Regions from separate parts of the Homo sapiens genome. Here region 2 is linked to region 1. Evidence: read pairs that join two places in POLR2A ChIA-PET (ENCODE). Cell type or tissue: MCF 10A. All regions are shown on one strand. Each heading gives the region's core, and the rest is flanking DNA. Links, peaks and the distances in the headings are about the cores only. Region 1 has its middle 400 kb from the start of LNCARSR. Region 2 has its middle 540 kb from the start of LNCARSR.

What was found. ChIA-PET counts read pairs that join two places held together with the same protein. Peaks named below come from ENCODE experiments on the same cell type or tissue, not always from the same donor. Only the 100,000 strongest peaks of a DNase experiment are listed, where the experiment ranks them.
Region 2: POLR2A ChIA-PET joins it to region 1 with 11 read pairs; 2 of 35 experiments call an interaction of 5 or more read pairs at or near these places.

The regions. Positions count from the first base shown.
Region 1 is chr9:79,160,514-79,171,597 of GRCh38, forward strand. No RefSeq gene overlaps it. Among named protein-coding and RNA genes, the nearest start is that of LNCARSR, 400 kb to the right of the region's middle. In MCF 10A, for the core only: no CTCF peak of the experiment used is centred there; DNase peaks (open chromatin) are centred at 4,088, 4,708 and 5,658.
Region 2 is chr9:79,023,109-79,034,192 of GRCh38, forward strand. No RefSeq gene overlaps it. Among named protein-coding and RNA genes, the nearest start is that of LNCARSR, 540 kb to the right of the region's middle. RefSeq lists enhancers at 1-534, 2,836-4,035. In MCF 10A, for the core only: no CTCF peak of the experiment used is centred there; a DNase peak (open chromatin) is centred at 3,403.

The DNA.
Region 1 (11,084 bases), core at 1,808-9,807:
GTAGGTTTCAAGGGAAAGAAGGCGAAATGCAGTTTGGGGCTATTGAATTTCAAAATTCAATAAGTAAGTAACATTATTACTACAATTTTTCAGATGAGAAACTTAAGTAGGAGGCATTAAGTAATTTGTCCAAGGCCACACAGCTAATAAGTTATGCAGCCAGAATTTGAACGTAGGCAGCTTTCTTTCCTATTGCCCTACTGAAAATTTAAATGCCTTGATCTTTTTCTTTGGAAGCAATTATATAGGTGATGAAAAATTGTAATTGACATCTGGCCTTTGTCAGCCCACAGTGGTGGCTTGAAAAGAAGCTTCTACTGTCTTAGAGACCCCCTACACCATTGGCCACAGTTACCTAACTCAAGTGGTTCACTTATAACCCAGCACCCTGGATCATTGTTTGGTCCAAGGATGGGCACCAAATCCAGGTTGAACCAATCACTGCATTTCCTTAAGAAAATTTTAACTTGACACCGAGGTGGTTTTTGGAGTTGCGAACTTGAGTTGTCAAATAGCCATGTTTCTAACTCCAAGGACGGAGAGCAGCATGAAAGCATGAAGCCAGAAATAATAGAAATTGGGGCCGAGGGCGGGACTCCTGGCAGCATTTGAACTTGATTCTAGTCATCCTTGAGGACCAGCTGCACTTCCACTCTTTTCGTAGTTTGGTTAAGTAAACAACTAGTCTTCCTTCTACCTGATATGTTTTAAGCCAAGTTTCTTTCATTCGTTTGAAATCAAAATAGTTATGGTTGAAAAAGCCACACACAACTGTGGGAACTTGAGCAAGTTACTTAAAACCCTGAATCAGTTTGCTTATTTACAAATAAGTGAAGAAGACATGCTTTTAAAAGGATTTTTTCAGAGCATGAAAATATATGTATACTATCTACTCCCCTTACTTAAAACTCACTTTATTACTCCTTTGAAAAGTATCAGGTACATTCTTCAAGTTCTTTCATTGGAGTTGATTGTTCTTTCATTTAGAATGGTTGACAACCTAGCATGGAACTTAACTCTCCAGAGTGCTGTAGATTACCCATCACAAGACTTTCAGGTACCGAATTTACCCTTCCCTTCCTTATGCTGCACACCCCACAGCTTTACATAATGGTGATAAATCAAACAAACGTCTGGTTGATTTCTGTATGCAGAGCACATGGCAGAGTGCCTAGCACTGAGGAACTCTTCAGGAACTATTTTAAAACAGTTAGAAGCAACAGCTGAATTTCTTTAAGAAATAATCATGTAATGTGATGGTCTCATTCCAAGAACATTAAAAGGTCTCAATAAGTATTCATTAGTGCTCCAGAAGCCCCAACAGCGGCTTTTAGTTATTGTCTCTCCTTAGCGGTATGTTAATTTTGCAAATTTTCCAATTAATCTCGGCATTTTTATTTTCTTTATTTCTTCTTTTCTTTCCCTTCTCTTTTTTATTTTATTTTTGATAGATTAGGAATACAGTATAGATTCAGAGTCCCATCCCAGAAGCTAAATATCTCACCGTTTACTCTTTCCTGTGAGTTTTTATTACCTCTGTGATTGTGTCTGATATTGCTCAAGTCAGGAAGGAAGCGTCATTAAATAAGAAACCAGAGGTAAGACCTTAAATCAAGCATGGTTTGATACTTTGCACATTTAAGCTACTGTTGTGTTTTGGTATTTAAAAAGTTAGAGTTACTTATTTTTACCAGGTTGTTTGAATAAATAACTCTCCAATCATGGTAGAAAAATGATAACTCTTACTTTCTCCAAGCTTAGACTTAGTGACTGTGAGTAAAGACATGGAATCTGAGGAAGATGCTATACCTTCTTTAGATACAAGAATCAGTATTTATGGAATACGTGTGTGTTCAATGCTCACCCATAATGAAGAATGCAAAGCAGTTAGCAAGCCACAGCTTCCGGTACTGGTTTTTACCCATTTCTGCAAATGCTGCCAAGATCTTCTTGGCTAATTTAGCATCTTGCTTGTATGAGATAGGTGGGTGATATTTTCATTATAGGTAAGGAATGGGATTCTAAGAAATCCATTACCTTTAATCCCTACTATGGACAATTGCCAGGCATTATTGCATTCCATATCAATCAAGAATTAGGAGAGAACAATTTAAGTAGAGCTTTAATTGGATTGGAATCTAGAAACAGCTGCAAAAGATTGTATTCTTTCTGAATGGGGGAGCACTGCTTTTCTGGAAGTCTTCACAGTGTACATTATTCTCTTTTTGAATGGAAATATTTGCTGCCAAATACCTGCTTAGGATGTGAAAAGCCAAATTTAACTTATTTTTTTCAGACAGCCTGGCAATTAAGCTTTTACTTTAGAGTTTGGTTTATTCATTCTAATAATGGTTATCATCATGGAAAGTTTTAATTAAGTATTCGGCATCTACCAGATGATATATATGTTACCAAAAAGTAATACCTATTTTTAGAGAGCTCATACTTCATATCAGCAAGAAGTAAGTCATTTAAAAATGTCCTAAGTTAGGCATACACACATGTACACCATGTCAATAATCACCAAGATGTCTATCCTGCATTTGCTTCATATTGCCAAGTGCAAATATGTTTATTTCATTTGTATATTCTTATATCAGTCCTCTAAACACAAAAATGTTAATTTGGCTCCTATTTTACAGATGTGAATATGAGATTCCAATTACTTAAAGGACCTGCCCAAGGCCATAGAGGTGGGAAAGGAAAGGTCAATCGTCTTTCTACTACACCATGTATCACATTATTTTTATGCACTTGAATAACCTTGTCCACAGTCAAAGTTGAAAAATTGGTGAAGATTGTCTAATTTCACTCAGCTTCCTGTTCTGGGCTTTTCTTCATCGTTAGACTCTTCACCTTTTTGAAGCTCTCTTGATCTTTGCCTTCCCTTACCCTCCTACCTCCTAGTGATTCTTTATTTCTCTTTGCAGATACCTTTCCCTCTGCCCACATCTAACAAACTGGTATTCCTCAGAGTCCTATCCTCAAACCTTCTCCTGCTTCAGTCTACTTAGCATTCCTGGAGGATCTCTCCCATATCTGTAGCTTCTGCTACCTATATGTTAGTGACATCCAAATTTTATATTGCTAGTTCAGACTTCTTGCCCACTCCATATCTCTGCTTTGATAACCAGCGGCTACTACAGAGTCAACATGTTACCAAACTGAACCCATTAGATGTCGCTTATACATGCTCCTCCTCCTGCTTCCCCTCTCTTACACCACAGCACCACCCTCTTCTCAGTGGTCTAAGCCAAGAGCCTCAGAGACATCTTTGATCCTGCCTTCTTTCTCACCTTCTTTGTATAATTGACCTCCATATCCAGTGATTCAGCTTTAGAAAAAAAATTTATCTGCTCATTTTTCTTTCAATTCTCATTGTCATTGCCACATTTTAAATTTTGCCCATCTCTCTCTAGAACAATTCCTGTAGCCACCTAAATATTTCTCTGCATCTCTCTAATCATCCTATTACTTAGGGCTTTTAGCCTACTCCTCCCACCAGGGAAACCTCCATCTAATCACATCCAGGAAAATTAGAAATACCGTGTTCAGGCTGGGTGCGGTGGCTCATGCCTGTAATCCCAGCACTTTGGGAGGCCCAGGCGGGCAGATCACCTGAGGTCAGGAGTTTGAGACCAGCCTGGCCAACCTGCTGAAACCCTGTCTCTCCTAAAAATGCAAAAATTAGCTGGGCATGGTGGCGGACACCTGTAATCCCAGCTACTTGGTAGGCTGAGGTAGCAGAATTGCTTGAACCAAGGAGACAGAGGTTGTGGTGAGCTGAGATCACACCACTGCCCTCCAGCTTAGGTGACAGAGTGAGACTCCATCTCAAAAATATTTAAAAAAAAAAAAAAAGAAAGAAAGAAAGAAAAAGAAATACCATGTTCACATTGTTTTCCCCTTTTGCAACCTATCAACTGTGTACCCTGTCATGTTCCCTGTCGACAGGCAAAACTTGCTGGATTTTATATCAACCACATCCCTAAAACCTCATCAAGGTAGGAGGACCTGGAACAGTAGCCACCAGGGTCAGGTGCTCCAGAGCAGTAGCTACTAAGCCACTGTCGGGCTTGGCAGCCTGCTGCACTGACTCAGGCGTGTTCCCCAGTTGAAATGGTTACAACATTTTTACAAAAGCCTTTGTTCTTGATTTGTTTGAGTTGTATGTTAGCTAAGGTTTAATGCGATCCAAGAAGAGGACAATAAGCAGAAATAAATGCAGCTAAATCAATGATAGCAGAAAAATATCTCCAGGTGAAATAATAAATGAAAAATCTTTGGCTCTTTGTATCATTGCAAACGCTTATGATACTATCTTGCCCTTCACTCTCAAACTTGCCCCTGGGGGTGGGGAGAAGTTTATGTAGCAAATTAAGGTACACACAGGGTTCTGCCCTTTTTTTCTGGCTGTTGTTTCTCTAAGTGGAGTCTTCTTATTATCTTAATATAGATTAGGTTTATAAACTCATGAGGATTTGAATTCACATATTTTCTTTTTCAGTTTTAGATTCCTATACAGTTAGTTATAGGAGTCTAAGCTGAAACTTTCCATCAAATAACACATTGTTGGATTGTTAGCACTAGAAGACATCTTATAGCTTTGTTCAATTCACTATTGAGAAAAATGAGGCTCCAAGTAGGGAAACGATGCGTCTGGTGATCACATGACTGGTAGATATTAATCAGCACTTACGTAATACTTGAGTCAGCCTCACCCTATTTAAGTCAATACCCTTTCTGAATGTTCATGTAAATTTGGCATACTAAAAATAAATTGGTTTGTACTGAAGGCTCCATGATGCAGTGGGCAAGTGCGGACATTAGAGTCAGAGCGACCCAATCCAAATGCTGGCTGTCTAATTCTAGGTCAGTCAAGTTAAATTAGAGGCTGTTTCCCCATATGTAAAGGGGGCATAAATAAAATTATGCTTGTAAAATGCTTAATATTGTACATAGCATAGGTCTTCTTTCTCAAAGAAAAAACTAACCATGAAGAAGATATATTAACAGATTCACCAGTTTTGTCTGAACTCCAAGAAAAAAGAAATTATACCACAGCTGTTGGTACTCAAGGGCTGTCTAAAAAAGTGAAGATGTAAATACATCATTTAAACTTCCCTTCCTTTAGATTTTCACTGGTTTGAAAGGGAAATTAGGGGAGCTAGCCTCCTAACTCCAACCAAGGATCACATAAAAGATGGAATGTTTATTCATGTAAGCACAGCTTAACAGATAAGTTTCAAGTTTTTTTAGTTAATAGAATACATACATTTTAAGCTACAATTATACTATAAATAATATCATTAAAAAATTGCATAAAATTAAGTGCACAGTAATACAGAGAGAAAAACCTTCATGGGGAGAAAAGGCATGATGTAGGTACAGGGAGATGAAAAGGCAAAGCCTCCTCGTTAAGGCAAGATAGGCTGTGGACTGAAGTTTGCAGAAAAAAGACCTCATTTAATAGTGAAATGACACCTATGTGTGGGAGAAATTGTTACATAGATTAAGGTTAAGCAATTTGTTTCCTTGACGGTGGACCAAATAATCTCAGTTTAAGTACACTAAAACAATATTGTGCAACCAGACGTTTGTTTTCTCTCTTCTGCTATCTTTCCAATCAGCACACTCAACAATTACACCCTCTGCTCCCAGGCACTCCCACTCTGAAGATTTCACCCATAAATCAGGGACTAGCTTTAAATGCCTGTTTTGCTACCTTCTGTTGTGCAATCGAACATACCACCAGGACATGATCTCCACATAGGGTTTTTGCAGGAGCTGTAATCAAATCAAATCTAAATATGTACTTTCCCTCAGTCTGCCTTTTCAGCAGAAGATACAGCAAAGAAACTTTAATTTCTTGTAAAGTTACTGAGGGAAAAAAACTAGTAATAGCAAAAAAGGAATGATGACCTTAGGTTGTGGGTTAGGATGTTATTTGTTAGACTATAAAGGATTCTGTGTGTGTGTGTGTGTGTGTGTGTGTGTGTGTGTGAGAGAGAGAGAGAGAGCAAGAGAGCACTTTAAGTAAATGAAAATTCAGATGTGAGAAAATTCTTTTCTCAGCTTGCCCACCAGTGGACATTAAGAACTTGAGAACAGCTGACTTTTTATTGTGTTTCACACTTTAGAGCTGGTGGGATGTGAAAGATTATCTGGTTCATTGGCTTCCCAACAAGTTCCCAAGAGCCCAAATGTTCCACAGAGGGAATTAGCGAGATGAACCCCCTTCCCCACATTTGATTTGTATGGTAGGCAGGCACTCACTCGCAAACAAGAGGGATGCATCTTGGAAAGCATGCGTGACTTAAAAATCCAGGGATCTAAAAGGTATTTGTTTCTAGGCAATTGCAGTGAAGGATTCCATTGTGCCAGTTGTAGGTAGTCAACTCTCAAAGAGCTCATGTAAGAGACAGCTTTTTCCTGTCAGTGAAAATGAGAACCAGCAAGCTGCCCACCCTTGACACTTGGCTCCAATTCTCTCAGTTTAGCTCCCCATGTTCTCACCACAAGCCCTTCTGAGTTTTGGGGTTCCAGAGATAGTCTTTGGTAAATTCCCTCTGAACCACTAAAGGATACTTTTCTGATAATCACAAATTGCTTACCTAAAAGCACAAATGACAACTCTAACAGAAAACCTTTCAGTCCCGGTGTATAAACTCCATGTCCCAAATGGGAGTGCCGAGTATCTGGTTAAGGATGGGAGGATGGGATGCTCTATGGGGTATTTTATTCATGACTCGCCATATTACTTACAACATTGTCTGGTAGCAATCCCACTGAGTGCTGCTGTGACATTTTTAAGAATTTTCCTAGTCATTGATGAACAAGTTCTTTTGAACAGCGAGGCACTCATAAAGCATCCAAGTCAGAAGCATACCTCAGTTAAATACACATGGACCAGGAACTACTTAATTGAGGGTTATTGACATTTAATTTGTAAAAAAGGTTTGACCCCAATAAAAAGGACAAAAACCATTGATTAATACTAATTTCTTATTTTTATGGGTAAAGAAACTAAAGGCCAAGGAACAGAAGTGAATTTCTCAAAGTTACATGGCTTTTAAATGATGGAGCTGGGACTAAGGCTGCTGGTGTCTGGCTCATTCAGAGTCACTGCCCCCATACTCCACCCAGAATCAGAGTCGCCAGATGTCAGATTGAGGACAGTGGAGTCCATTTAGTCCATCGGTTTTCTAAAGCACAGATGAATGATAGAAGAATGACTAAAGCTCAGCATGATTCCAGAATTCTGGCACTGCCAGGTATGCATGTATAGCCTCTTTAGATGTCAGTCTTCTCAGAAAATGGGTTTACACTAGATAGTTGCTTTGGGTATCAGTTAATTTTAGTGGCTCAACAGTCCTTGTTTTTGCCTTTTCCCCTCTTTGGTAATAATGTCCCATTCACTTTTGGAGAATCTCCTGTCCCTCAATCTTAGTCACTTGGTTTGGGTAGGACTAACCCTTCTGCTCAGGGTGGACATGTCCCTCGGGCTTGCTAGTCAGAGTGACAGTTGTTGGTTAGGGCATCATACCTGATCTAGTCTCCACCAATGAGAACCAGGTTAGGGTCTTGCTGTCTCTCGATGAGGGTTGTTTAGCTGCTAAGATATGAACTTGTTGCTGGGAGGGTCATATGTAAAGAGAATCTGCCTGAGAATAAAGTCATATGGAGGAAAGGAGAGCTAAAAGATGGGGAGGCAGAGTCTGAATGCCATCTTCTGAGGCCCTGGATCCAGGACCAATAGCCAAGCAGATTTCTTCTTTGTATTAAAACTGGTTCCAGTTAAATTTTGGTCACTTGCAACCTAATAAGTCCTAAGACAAAATCCTTTGGGTATTTCAGTGTTAAAATTGCATAGCTTCGTGAAGAAGGAATCAACAGTAACAGATGCATTCACATATATAGAGGAAATTGTGAAATTCCACTGTCTTAGAATGATGTCTTTAATAGCTCTCTGAATATTTCTCATTATTTTTATTCCCTGAAGATACATAGCAAGTTCTAGTGCTTTGGAAATGAGTTTCTACTTTTTAAGAGAGCATCCTACACATGTCAGTTATATACTCTTTAGCCCTGAATCATTAGAGGAAGTACAGGAGTGAAGGTGGGAATATGGGCATGCCATCATATTTTTAGCAGCTTTATAAATGTATGCATTAGATTTATTCAATTAATAGTTGTCTTAACAGGTTGGGCAATTTTATCATTAACTCAAGGTTTCATTCATTTACAATATCATTTCCTCATTAAATATTCTTTAAGAGGATTTCAGTTGAGTAAGACTATTTAAAATGAGGCACCATACACCTTTTCCCTTTAATGAATTTATTCCTTTTTCAGGAATTAATTAAAATCAGTTGTGGAGAAGAGATATGCAGTAAATGAATAAAGTAGTGTCTGGGCAAATGTAAAGGAGTAACTGCCATTAACTGAAATGAAGCACATTCCAAAGGCAACTTGTTAATGGAGAATTTTCATACTTAGATGCACCAACAAGAAGTTCATTACTCAATGAAATTACACTCATCTGAGACTACTATTTCCCTCTTCCTCCTTCCTTTCCTCTTTCTCACTTTCCCTCTTTTCCTCCCTTCTCTCATCCCTTCCTTCCTTAATTTCACTCTTTCTCTTAAATAAAGTAAATTGGCTTCATTACTATTCCAAGACAAGCCTTTTCTTTCTTTCTTTCTCTTTTCTTTTCTTTTCTTCTTTCTTTCTTTCTTTCTGTCTGTCTTTCTTTCTTTCTTTCTTTCTTTCTTTCTTTCTTTCTTTCTTTCTTTCTTTCTTTCTTTCTTTCTCTTTCTTTCTTTCTTTCAGAGCTTGAACCTTCTAAGATACAAAATAGTCATAAATTATCTTGCTAAATCCAGAGCCTTCATTCTTGGAAAGGCATGGTAAAGAGAAGATACCAGAATGGGGAAAGAGCTGAATTTTCAAACTAGAGGAAACATCCTTTCAAATTTAATTCACAAACTGGGAATGGAAATGTCATTTCCTCACTCAGAGGGTTAATCACTTTCTAATTTGAACCGGCAAATATTATAATGACACTATGAAATTAGCAGCATTTTATTGTGTTAATTATCTGCAGGACACGATATCATTACTTCTAATAAATGTAAATGAGATTGTGTCTCCTAGGACAATACACAGACAAGGTGAATTTTTATTGGCTATTTACAGGATTCCAGGACAGTCTTTCTTCTTTTTTCTCTCCTTATAAAATACTTTCAAACGGTATCATCTTGCCATGCCAATACTCCTATATTTTATTTAATACAATATTTTAAAGGTCATTAAAGTTCTCCTTAACTCACTGGAACTCATTTTCACTCAAAGCAATGTTGATTATTAAAAACCATGTCAAGTGTTAACTCAATCGACTAAGACTGAGAACCGCAGCCCTACTGTAAGAATATTTTTAAAATTCATTCTTTTAAAGGCATTTTAAAAAGTGTTGCTCATCTGCCCACTTGATTCAACTACCAATGGCAGAAAGGACATGAAGTTGTATTTTTCCAAATCATTCAGCAAACATGACAGTTAACAAATACACAGTGCTGTGTCAATCAAAGTTGTCAAATGCTGTTGGGGACCTACTCTAAGGGAGTCACCACATAAGGCTGCAGACAGTGTGAAGAAAAGTAAGAGGTAGTTTTTAGATTGAAAAAGTAGCAAGCTCAGAGAGAAAGGAACACAGATATAGATATAATTGACTAAAGAGAAAATATAAGAAGCACCCTATAACACAAAGAGATATTAAGATGCAAGGGACATTAGTCACCTCCTAATTATGAACATTAGCATAAAAATTTGTCATTTAAGATGAGATTTGAACAGAAAATTCAGATCTCGATAGCCTGAGATATGGAGAGGGCAGGAAGATAATGAGTGATAGTTGTTTTAACAATAATTGCCATCAATTGAACAACTAACTACCATGTGCTAACACATTCTATACATTAACATTCATTATCCTAAAAGGATTATGATATAAATATAATTCCTATTTTATAGATGAGGAAATTGAGGACAAGGAGATTGAATAACATACCCATGTTCACACAGAAGCAACTAGGAGAGAGTCAAATTTCTAACCCATTTCTGTTTATTGTAAAATCCTGTTTTGTTTTCAGTATATGATGCTGCATCTAAAAGCAAAGTTTGATATTAGGTATTTTCATGATAGGTAACCAATCAATGTGGACTATAATTTTGAGAATAAGAGGGAAACTCAGGTGTAATTCAAATCCTGGCTCCAAAATTCCAAATTACGTAATACTGAAATTCATGTAGTCTTTCTCACCATCTCTGTTTCTCCCTTTCTCTCTCTCTCTTGCTATCTCTCTCTCTCTCATTTCTCTCTCTCTTGCTCTCTCTCATCTCTCTCTCTGTAAGTCTGTTTTCTCATGTTTATAAATGGGGAGAATAGCAGTTAACTACAGGATTGAGGTAAGAATTATTTGAGACAATGCAAGCACTTAGCATTGTGTCTGGCACTCATTAAAGGTTGTAGTTATTATTATGGTTGCTGCTGATTGTTGTTGCTGTGGTTGTTATCGTAGTAGTGGTAAAGAAAGATGTTCCTGTCTCTCGCAGAGTTTGTTTCCTTTCTCATTTTAGTCAGGTGCGGTGCCCACCTTTCAACCATGTCAACGTTTTAGGTCATTTTGTACTGAGTGTGAGGATTAAAAATAAATAATTGATCTGAGCTAGGGCAGAGCTGTGATTTGAATGTTTGACCCCTCCAAAACGCAGGTTCAAATTTAATTTGCGATGTAACACTGTGAAGGGTTGGAGCCCTTAAGAAGTAATTACACGGTTATAAAAGGGTGGGTTCAGCCTCCTTTTGCCTCTCGTTGTCCCTCTTTGCTTTTCTGCCTTCTGTTATGTGATGATACAGCAAGAAGACCCTCACAAGATGCCGGCAACTTGATCTTAAACTTCTCAGCCTTAAGAATTTTGAGAAAATACATTTCTGTTCATTACAAATTACCCAATCTTGGGTATTTTGTTATAGCGACACAATTGAACTCAGATAGCTACTATATTCTTTCTAACTTTTGCAA
Region 2 (11,084 bases), core at 1,387-9,386, 140 kb before region 1:
GCAATACTTTTATAATTAGAAAACAAGTCAGCTTTACTTTTAAGTATTCATTAAAAAAACTACCAACTACCACATGAACGAGGACATGATGGCAAACTTGTTTTATGGTACGGATGACTAGTTTATGATCTAATCACTAAAAAATGTTTTCCTAGCCACCAGCTATGTGTGAGTTAGTCTTTGAATTTCTTGTGGAATTTGTTACAAGGCTTGGTCTCTTGATATATGTTCAAGACAGGGAGGAAGAGGATCAGAGTGGTGAAAATGAGAACAACAAAGAATACCTGCAAGTAGTAAGTATTGGAACATATACAATTACAGAATATAAAACACGTCATGAGAGAGTGGCAAAGCAATTTCACCTTGGCATTACACATGGTCTCAAGGCAATAGGAAGTGAGCAAGGGTATGATCCCTGGAGCAAGACTTCCTGAGTTCAAATTCCAGCACTACCACTGGTTACATGTGCTCTCTGGAAAAGGACTAAAACTCTCTCTGCCTCAGTTTCTTCATTTCATTTATGAAATGGAGGTAATGATAGTTACCCATAGCATTGAGTATTTGTGAGATTTAAATTAGTTACTCCATGTGAATCCCCTGGAAGAATGCTTGGCACACATTAAACACTCAAAAAGTGTCATTTATTTATTTGTTGGCATTCAACTGCACATATTCTCATTTATTTCAACATAAATTTTACTACAGGAAAAGCCATTTAAAGATTTATTTTAATTATAGCACTCTGCCACCTTCTTTCCCCAATGGATCTATCCAACTGAGAAAATGAGAGTGATTTAACCAAGTAAAATTGATGTAAATTTTTTTCCAAATATGTTAGATACTTGTTTTTTCATATTTGTGTATTGAGCTTTAGTCCAACCCTGTATGGTTCCCCAGTGATTTATAAGCATTACTGCTTATTTGCATATTAAATTCCCAAAGAATGCTACTCCAGCGACTTGATTCAGGTATTTCTTCCTCTAGACTTTTTCTCTCCCCAGTTGAATACACACACCCCTTGCTCTTCATTCTTTCTGGCAAGTTTTCTAAGGTGTGTACCAAGTTTTTGAGGAGCTGAATATCACGTTGCCTTGAGTCAAACAGGAGCCAGCTGGCACCATTTATCTCTTCAAATTACAAGAAAATGTGAGAAACAACAGGGTGTCTATGTGGGGTCCTGCAGAGCCCTAAAGGGCAGCTACGTGTGAAAGAGTCTATCATGGCAATGAGCTCGAGAATTACCTGTAATCCTGGAAGCTTCCAACTTGACAAAACTTATCTCAATGTGGTTTCTTGATCAGATTTTTAGATTTTTTTTTCTACCTTATCCAGCTACATCTTCAAAAGTTAGATGTGTTTGTGAGAGTGATAATGGTGGGAGGAAATTCATTTTGTTACTTTTTTGCTGGAATCAATGCAGTTTTTTGAAGGCTCCGTGAGATTCCAGTAGATATTAGACGTTTAAGTTTCCTAATTATTTATTATTTTTGTTGAATTTCATCACATCATCTCTTGAGGTAGGCTGTTTTATAGTGCATCACCTTGAGAAGAAACAAACACTCCCTCATAAGCATTTGAAGTCCCATGTAAGTTTAATATCTCAGTAAAAACTCATAAAGGATTTTTATTCGAGTGAAAATGTTATAACACAATCTATTTGAAACCTCATACAGAAAGATTAGCCAAGATGAATATATGCATGATATTTTTAGGAAGTCAAAATAAGTAGAAATTTCTTAGCACTTCTTTTTGTGTATGCCTTAGTGAAAGAAGAAATTACATAAGAAAAATCATAAATGTTAAATCTGGATTATTAGAAGGCATAAAGGCTTATCCTAGAATAGACTTTTTCTCACATATTCTTGTTACTACATTTAAGAAAATATAAGAACACAAAGACAGGATAATTCATTTTAAAATGTACATAATTATAAAATGCAAGGGAGCTGTTTGAAAAGGGTATAACCTTGAAAAAGGTTTATAGATTTAGACTAAATGAAAAAAAACTTTAGGAATTATAAATTTTTCCTGTTGCATTAAAAAACAGATTAAATATTTCAGAGACTGATTCAGAAATCAGTATAATAAATAAAAGAAAACTATGGGACACTATTACTGAGTTCTCTAGGAGCTTGAAGAAAGAAAATTTATGTGCTTCCTTACTTTTTAAAATGCACAAATCTTATATTTGTAGAGAAGTCAGTTTAACTTTGATAACTGGGTAGATACTGGAACTAACCATCAAGCAGTTTATAATCCCCTATAAAAGCACACCATTCTGGGTCACGATCAACATTGCTTTGCAGAAAGTAGATTTTGGACAAGATTCTTCAAATATGATAAAATAAAAATTTCAGGATGCATTGCAAGATGGATAATATACAATAAAAATACACATGAAAACTTTGAAATTGTGATTCTACTCTGTATGTCATTTTTAGCACGCCAGAATTTTCTCCAGCATACTACTGGAGACGTGGTTCTTCAACTTTTGGTCTTAGGACCCTATTATATTATTAAATTATTTTGAAGTACCCAAAGAGCTTTTCTTTATGTGGAATATAGCTACTATTAATATTTACTGTATTGGAAATAAAACTGAGAAACTTCTAAAACATAAGCATGTACAAGCACACATTCCATTAGCCAACAGATTGAGAATATCAACACGTCAGGTAGCCTTTTAGACAATTCCGTTGTACACTCATGAGAGAACAAGAGTGCAAAGGCAAATAAGTTTCTAGTATCACCACAAAAATAGTTGTGACTTCACAGACCTCCAGGTATCAGGGGCCCCAGTGGTTCCCAGAGCACACTTTGAGATCACCATGCTGCAGGGTTGGTAACTGAGAGATTATCAGACATCTCAGTGAGAGGAACCAAGAGTGACTCAAGGAAAGAATTTATGAAATATCCCTCAAGGTGTAAATTCTGTCTGGCTAAAAGTTAATATTTTTATTAGAGATCCCTGGGTATTATCTTTAAGCCTATGATTTTTATTCAAGGAAAAAATAATATTAGAAAGGTAAGGGGTAGGGGAGAAGGATTTGGTCATTATTTGATGAACATTTATTAACTAATCACATTATATAGGAAGCACTGGAGAGACAGAAAAGATCTTAAAGACCTTAAAGCTGTTCCTTGACATGTTCACCATCAGGGAGAGAGATCTATGTGCGCTAATAGAGTTGTGAACAGAAGTCTCAGGCAACCCAGTGGAAGGAAGAGTGATTTGTGCAAAATCATTTCAGGAAGTCTTCATCAAAGAGGCGATGCTCATGACCAGGTGTGCACAAGCAGTGCACATGCTGAGCAGAAGCACTCCAGGCAGTGAGTTCAGAGAAAAGTGCTGCAGGCAGAGCGTGACTCTGGGCAGAAAGACATGCAAGGGCATGTCTCCAAGGAATGGTGATCTTTCAGTAGCTGGAGCAGCAGGTGTTGTTGGGGTAGAACATGTGGGAGAGGTTAGGTGTGACTGCAGAAGGCTTTTTATGCTCACTGAGAAGAGTGGGCAGTGCCCTGTAGAGAACAGGAAGCTGCTGAAGTTTTTTTTAGCAGACGGATGATTTTTCAGAATCATGTTTCAGAAAGTCAGCTCAGTGGCTCTGTGGAGGAGAAAAGGGATGAAGCTGAAACTAGAGCTTGGAAGCGCAATTTGGAGCATCTTGGAATAGTCTAAGCTGGAACACTGTGTTGCATGGGCTCTGAAATCAGTCTGCTTAGGTTCAAACGTTAATTACTGCCTTCATTTGGGGACCTCAAACAATTAGCTAGCTATAGAGTAGAGGAGTGCCAGTAGCTACTGTAAGAATGACTTGATACAATAAAATAAAGTATAATGAAACATTAATGCACTATAACTTTGTAATCGATATTAGTTATCATTATGGGTGCATAAAATTATAGGGAAGAGGGAAAACTTGGAGCAGATTCTAGAGATATTTAGGAGTTAGGATTCACAGGATTTTTGTGAAAATGTTGGATGGTGGTGATAGATGGTGAAATTATTTCAGATGTTTAGATTCAAGAGAATTCTGGGAAATGACAGATAATAGGTAATGCAGGGAGGGGACAAAGGGCATGAGAATGTGGAGAAAGTAAGGCCTATTTTCACATAAATAATGTTTGTAAAAATGATGGGAAATGTTTACTGCAGTTACCTCGCATAATACGGAGGTGCAGTGTGTGCCATTGATGATGAAACGTATCCAAGAAGTTTTAAGGAACAAGATGGAAAAATTCACTTGTGATAAATCTCACAGACCCAATCAAGGGAGGAACAGGGTAACTAAGCTTCTAACAGAAATATGTAATTTCTTAAGAAAATCAAGTGCTCTCCTTGAGGACTAGAGGGTAACATGCAGCCTTTAAGGAAAGAATAGGTGCAAATTAAGAGAGAAGTTGGGAATGAAAGCTGGCAATGTATTTTTTTCTTTAGCATAAAAAATTGCACATTATCAATGTATTACAAGAAAGATGAAGTGCTCAAATCCACACAGCCAAAATGCCCAGTCTAGGTAAGTTTCTGTTATAATAAGTCAATTTAGAATAATAAAAGTTGTTAGGAAAAGAGAAGTTTTTATTGACTTAAGTGGTCAAAGGGTGCTGATTTAAAAGAAACACAGATTCTCTGAAAGATGTACAGACTTTCTCATAGATTTATCAGTAGTTTAAAAGGGAGTGAGTAAAAACTAGAATGAAATATTATTTTCTCAAACACAAATAACCGATGTAAAGTAAAACACCCAAGTGATCAGCTGGGCATCTCTGCATGCTGTTCTTATGTTAGCTATTTGCAAAGATGTGGGAGAAATCTCAAGAAAATAATTACTTGGAGGAAGAAAGTTACTAATCTCAAAGTAAGGTAGAGGAAAAGATAAAAGGATTAGATGGAGGGACTTATGTTACAGTGATAGTATTCTGAACCACTTATTTCTTTAGGAGAAGGGAGAGGTGAAGGGGAGTGGGGAACAGTCGTCTTTGAAATTAGAATAGCTCATAAAATAACTAACTACAAGGTAAGCATTATTAGAATCTGTGCCAATTCACGGACTGTTTGCATTCAGACACTGGTCGTATTTTATTATAGTCACACGTGAATTGACAAAATGTGAAGCATTTTGTATTTACAGTTCAGTGGAATAATTTTTCTACTCTGACTGCTTGAATGTATTGTTTGGCTTCAGGGAGAATTGCTCATGTTCTTGGAATGGAAACAGATCTGAATAATGGTGTTATCAAATTAAAAGCTGGTCTTAAGGCTTAAGACATACTAGGTATGTCTTGAAAGCAATTTTTTCTGTTCCTCTTCTGTTCCCTTACTGAAATACCATTGATCAGTGCTTAAAATGGAAATGTGGATTTGTAATCACCTTGGTGAGTGAAAAAGGATGCCACACAGGGTGTTAGTTTCCTACCTCAGTATGAGAATTCACAGTCTCTTGGGATAGAAGTAGCACCTTCCACTTGTTCCTCCCTCTGCCTCCCAACACACACACACACACACACACACACACACACACACACACACACACACACACACAAGCTCTCCTTGCTCGTAAGCCCTCCTTAGGGTTATAAAATGGGTGAGATCTTTCTGAGATCTAAATATAAAGGAACGCAATTTTAACATATTGTGTCATTAAGAAGTTTAGGAGCTTTTAGACACAATCTGGAGGTAGTGGAAAATTAGATGCAGTGTTGCATTAGACATGTTTTTAGTATTTTCTTCTTTTTGTAAAAGCTGTAATTTTCAGAGTTAAGAACCAATTTAATGTCCCTGGAGTTACAGCTTTTTTGTATCCATTGTCCATTAGGTGAATTACTTAGCCAAGAATGGAATCCATTTATAATGTATAAAATACTGTGAAATGTCTTAAAAACAGTCTTTGCAGGGGGAAAAAGCATTGGGAGTCCATTAAATTTGAAGACAGTGAGTTCTGAGGTTCTTCTTATAATCATATAATGGTTTTTTGTGCTTTGATAATATGATGCATTAGATATTGGAAGATTTATTTAAAAGTTTGAATTCAATGAAAATTTATATAGAACTCACATAAAATATATTATTTTTGACAGTCCAGACAGCTTTTAAAACTGAGTGTATTGTCAAAAAACACTTGAATAATATTTATTGTATTCTAATACAAATTAATAGATAACCACTAAAATGCTACTAAATGTCTTATGGTGATATTGTCACTATTGCTGGCATTTAATAGGCTTAGAAAATTTGGTTTATAAATTCTTGTTTTTGAACAAATTCTAATTATGCCTGAAAATTAACTTGTTCTAAAAAGATTCTCTATAAGATGTATGTGATATATATATATATCTCTGTGTGTGTGTATTTAGACACACAAACCCATTTCCAATGATCAGATTTAAATTAATAATGAATTGAGGATTTGCGTTGTAAATGTTATTGTACACTATATTGACTGCTATGGGATCCCAAACCATAATTAATGTTTTGCCAAACTCTCCTTTCATATAAAAGAAGAAAATTTCAGAAAAACAAGCTGACTTCAAATTTTACTTTATTTAATAAATAAATAAAATGTTAAAATGTTATTCCCAGAGTATGTTCCAGGATCCAGACAGCTGCTGCCAAATCTCGGAAAGTTATTACTCCTGTAGCAACAGTCCTATATAGTATGTTGAACCATACTAAATTGTCATCTATATTGGTTGAAACCAGGTGGCTAGCAGCTACTTCATAAGATATAACCTAATAGTAATCTTCAGAAGGACAAATGTTTGGCATTGTTATGGCTGAAGTATCATTTTTTAAAAGCCAAATAGTGCTTTCTATAGTCACTAAGCAGAGAAATGTAATGTACTTAATGAAGATTCTAATAAAGACTGTTAATGTATTTAATGAAGATTCTAACAAAGACTGATTCTAATAAAATCAGCAGTTTTCCTCTCATTAATAGAATTTTGTAACTGAAACTCTTACTATCCAGGCTGTGATAATTCCTTGAGACAGTAGATGTACACATACATGTTCATATTTCCTACCGTATAAATTAGAACATTTTATTTTCAGCTGAAAGTTACATAAACCCCAGCTAGTCATGGCTTAAGTAAATGCAAGGTGGTTTTTTTTTTTTTTTCTTCACATAATAAAAGTCTGGAGGTAGGAAGCCCAGCACTGGTGTGATGGCTCTGTGATGTGATCATGGACCCAGCTTCTTCCTATCCTTCTGATCAGCATGTTTAACCTTTTAGCCAGTTGACAGCTACAGCATCATACCTAAGACAAGAAGAAGAGAGAAGGGACAGCATGGTGCTAGCCTCATCCACCCCTTTCATTATGAGAGCAAATGTTCATCTACAGATCCCAGCTTATGCTGTATATGTCAGGAAAATGTCATATGACTATACTTGACAATGGCTGGAAAGATAAAATTTATTTTCCAAACTCTGTAGGAACTGTAGGAGAGAGGAGGTAAAGAAATACTGCGAAAGTATTGGGTTACCAATCAACAAATCGACAGTGTCTGCCAAATTTCACTTATTTCTTTTTCTTTTCTACTCTTCCTCGTGTCGATCAGCCTGTACATTGCTATACATTGTGACTATTAGACTGGACCATATAAAATTTCTAATATTTATAAATTGTTGACTTATAAGAATGGCAATTTCATATGGCTTTTACAATCTATCACAAATAACTTAAACTTCTATTTAACATTTTTTGCTCTCATATCCTCTCCATATCACTAGCTACTATTGACTTTCTGCTAGTGTCAAAAAAGATAAATAAATAAATAGAATAATGAGGAAAGGGAAGAGAGGTGAGAGGATCAGTTTTTACTCAGCAGGGTGACTTCTAGCTCCCTAGACCTGGAATGATTAAGGTTGACTCTTGCATGAGATGCAGCCATGGCCTCCTCAATGGCTGTCTCTACTAGAGATCTCTCTTGTCCTTAACCTTGGCCAGATACAGCTGTAGTCTGCTGGCTGCTTTTGTGTCCTCCTTTGGCTCCTAGGCATCCAGATTTATACCTCCAGACTCTCAAGTAGGACCCAAAACAACCTGACACCTACTCTCTTTAGGACTGCAGGACATCTCAGCAGAGCAAAAGTCTTCTGGATCTACCACCAAAGCAGCTTAGTAGCCTTTCTCCCGCCCTTAGATTTCCTGGATGAGAATTAGACCTCAGTCCTCAATTCCTTAATCGATGTTTGCTTTATTAGTCTTAAGGCCAGCACCAAGTCTTTTTCTCCCATATGAACACATTTCAAAGCTTTCAGTGTTTCCCTTTATGCTTTAGGTTAGAAAGTGGCACTCCAATCCACTCCTCCTCCAAAAGAAGGGGTGGCGACTTTCAGCCTAGAGAGACTCTCTCCAAAGAAACATTATCACTAGTCTGTGCTCTTTAATATTTTTTTTTTCTGATTCCTGTTTATGCCTTTGATCTGGCAGAGGGATACAAAAGTCACAGAACAAATTCCATTTGTAAATTCTGCGTATGGTATATGCATTGGCAGGGAATCCGTATTCTCCTCGTAAATTCTGCATATAGTCTATGTGTCTTGGTGCTGGGGTCATTGGTGTTTCAATTTAAATGGCTGGGGCAGGAAAGATTCTATCCTGACATGGAAGAAGGAAGAAAGGCAGGCAGGCAGGCAGGAAGGAAGGAAGGGAGGGAGGGAGGGAGGGAGGGAGGGAGGGATGAAGGAGGCAAGGAAGGAAGGAAGGGATGAGAAGGAGGGAGGAAGAGAGAGAGAGAGAGGAAAGGAGGAGGGAAAGAAGAAAGGGAGGCAGGAGGGGAAGAAGAAGGAGGGAGGAAGAAAATTTACATTTTAGGTATCTTAGTCTAGAGCTTGCTCATCTTTATTTTGTAGATGTGGTCTTCAGTTCGCAGAGTAAACAAGGTGATTACACGCATATACTTTATAGACTGCCATCTTCAGTGCTGAAATCTTTATTTTATTTTCTAAGATGAGACATATCCTGGCTTCTTTTTATGTGACACTAAAATCCCCAGAACCACCAAAACAGACTAGAAAATCCCTTCATTTGAACAGCTCATGGGTCTTGACTTGCAGGATTCTGAAGGGAAGGACTATTTATGGATGCCCAAGCATGCAGGCAGACCTAAGGAACAATTGCATGGAAACTCATGCGAAGTTAAATTGGCAATCAGCTCTAGCATTTCTTATGGCAGAGCTGCCTATTGGGTAAATAATATGCATTTTATAAAAACATTCATAAATGTAAATTCACACAAGAGACTGAAATGGCTGCTTAGGGTTAAATGAAATGCATATTAACAACACTTACGAATAGTAAATAGCATGCACTTTTAAAATGTGATCAACGTGTATTTACATAATAGCCTGTAAGAGTTCCACTGTCAAGTAAATAATACTGTAGTTGCCCTTAAAAGTCTTTAATCACCTGCAGTATTTGCAAAGTATGTTGTAATGGATTTCTGGTTTGTGTTAGCACTCCACTCTCTTCTCAAATTTGTTCCTTTTCTTCCCTGATTTCAAATACATATATATATTTATGAAAATAATTTTAAATTGGCATTGAAATAAACCACACATCTAGGTAGAATGGTCTTGAATGGTTTCACTTCTGTGGAAAGGAAACTTTTAAAGTGAGATGGCAATATCATGCTGATGTTGCACCCATGAAGAGCATCTTATACATGAAAACAAGTAAACAAAGAAGAGAGCCGCTGCAAGGTGGGGTGACGGGGCTGTTGATTGTGGGCAGAATATGCTTTGGCGAACTGCAGCCAATGTTTCCACCCTCTCCCAGGCTGTTCCTATTCTTCCACTGTATCACAGGGATCTGACCCCCACAAACTATGGCCCTAGTCTCTCTTACCAAGTAGTTTCTGGCTCTTTTAGGGCATGGGGAGTACTGACTGGAGGCTGGAAGGCAGGAAGAAGGTATAAGTCTGATTTCTTCCCTTTTCTCTCTGCTCAGGATACATTCACCAGTGGCTAAGGCACCCCACACCTCTGTCTCACCTTCTAGCCCACCCCACAGTTCTCCATGGTTCCAGAAGCTATCTGTGGTCCAGGCACCTGGGCTCTAGTCACACAGTTTCCTCCCTCCAGTTGATGCAGGATTTTTCTCAATCCTTTCAACAGACTTGAGACTGGGGTGTCCTGTTTACTCGGCCTGGGATGCTCAATCCCTTGTGGGAGACAGCATGTGAGTGAGCAAGTGTGAGATCTGGCTGGCCACTTTGGGTGCCGGCAGGAGCAGGCTCCATGTGGGCCCCATGGTGGTACCCAGGTGGGGATGCCTGTGACCTCTGAAGCCCCAGAGGCATGTTACAGTGCTCTCTTAGCTCTGCCATCTAGGGACAGCAGTGTATTATCAGCTCAGTGGGCCCCTTGCCTCATAGTGTGGGGCAGCTCCCCTCTGCTGGCAAGGGTAAAGGACCAGTGTGACAGCCTTTTTTGGGTACCTGCACTTGGTGGGCCTCAAGCTCTCATCCAGCATCCGAGAAGAATGAGGTTGCACAGACACTTGAAGGATGGTGAAGGTGGAGAATTTTATTAAGTGATGGAAAAAGGCTCTTGGTGGAGTGGGGAGCTAGAGAGGGGATGGGATGGGCAGGTAATCTTCCCTTGCAGTCTGGCTGTCTCTGGCCAGTTCTTTCCTGTAGTCAAGCCATCTCTCCAAAGTTAAGCCATCTTTCCTCTGAAGTCCAGCTGTCCCTCTGAAGTCAAGTCACCAATCTCCAGTCAAGCTGCTTCTCTCCCTCTACCAACTGAGTCTGGGGTCTTTATAGGCAAAGGATGGGGGGCAGAGAGGGCCATGGGTAGTTTTGGAAAAAGCGACTTTCAATTGGTAAAAAGACATTATTCTTGTAAATCCATTACAATATACTTTGCAAATACTGTAGGTAATTAAAGACTTTTAAAGGCAACTACAGTACTATTTACTTGACAGTGGAACTCTTACAGGCTATTATGTAAATACACATTGAGCACATTTTAAAAGTGCATGGTTTTTACTATTCATAAGTGTTGAAAGAACCAATCAAGACAGAGCAGGCAAATAAGGATAGAAGTTCTCGCTTTGAACTGCAGGTTTTAGGCTTTTC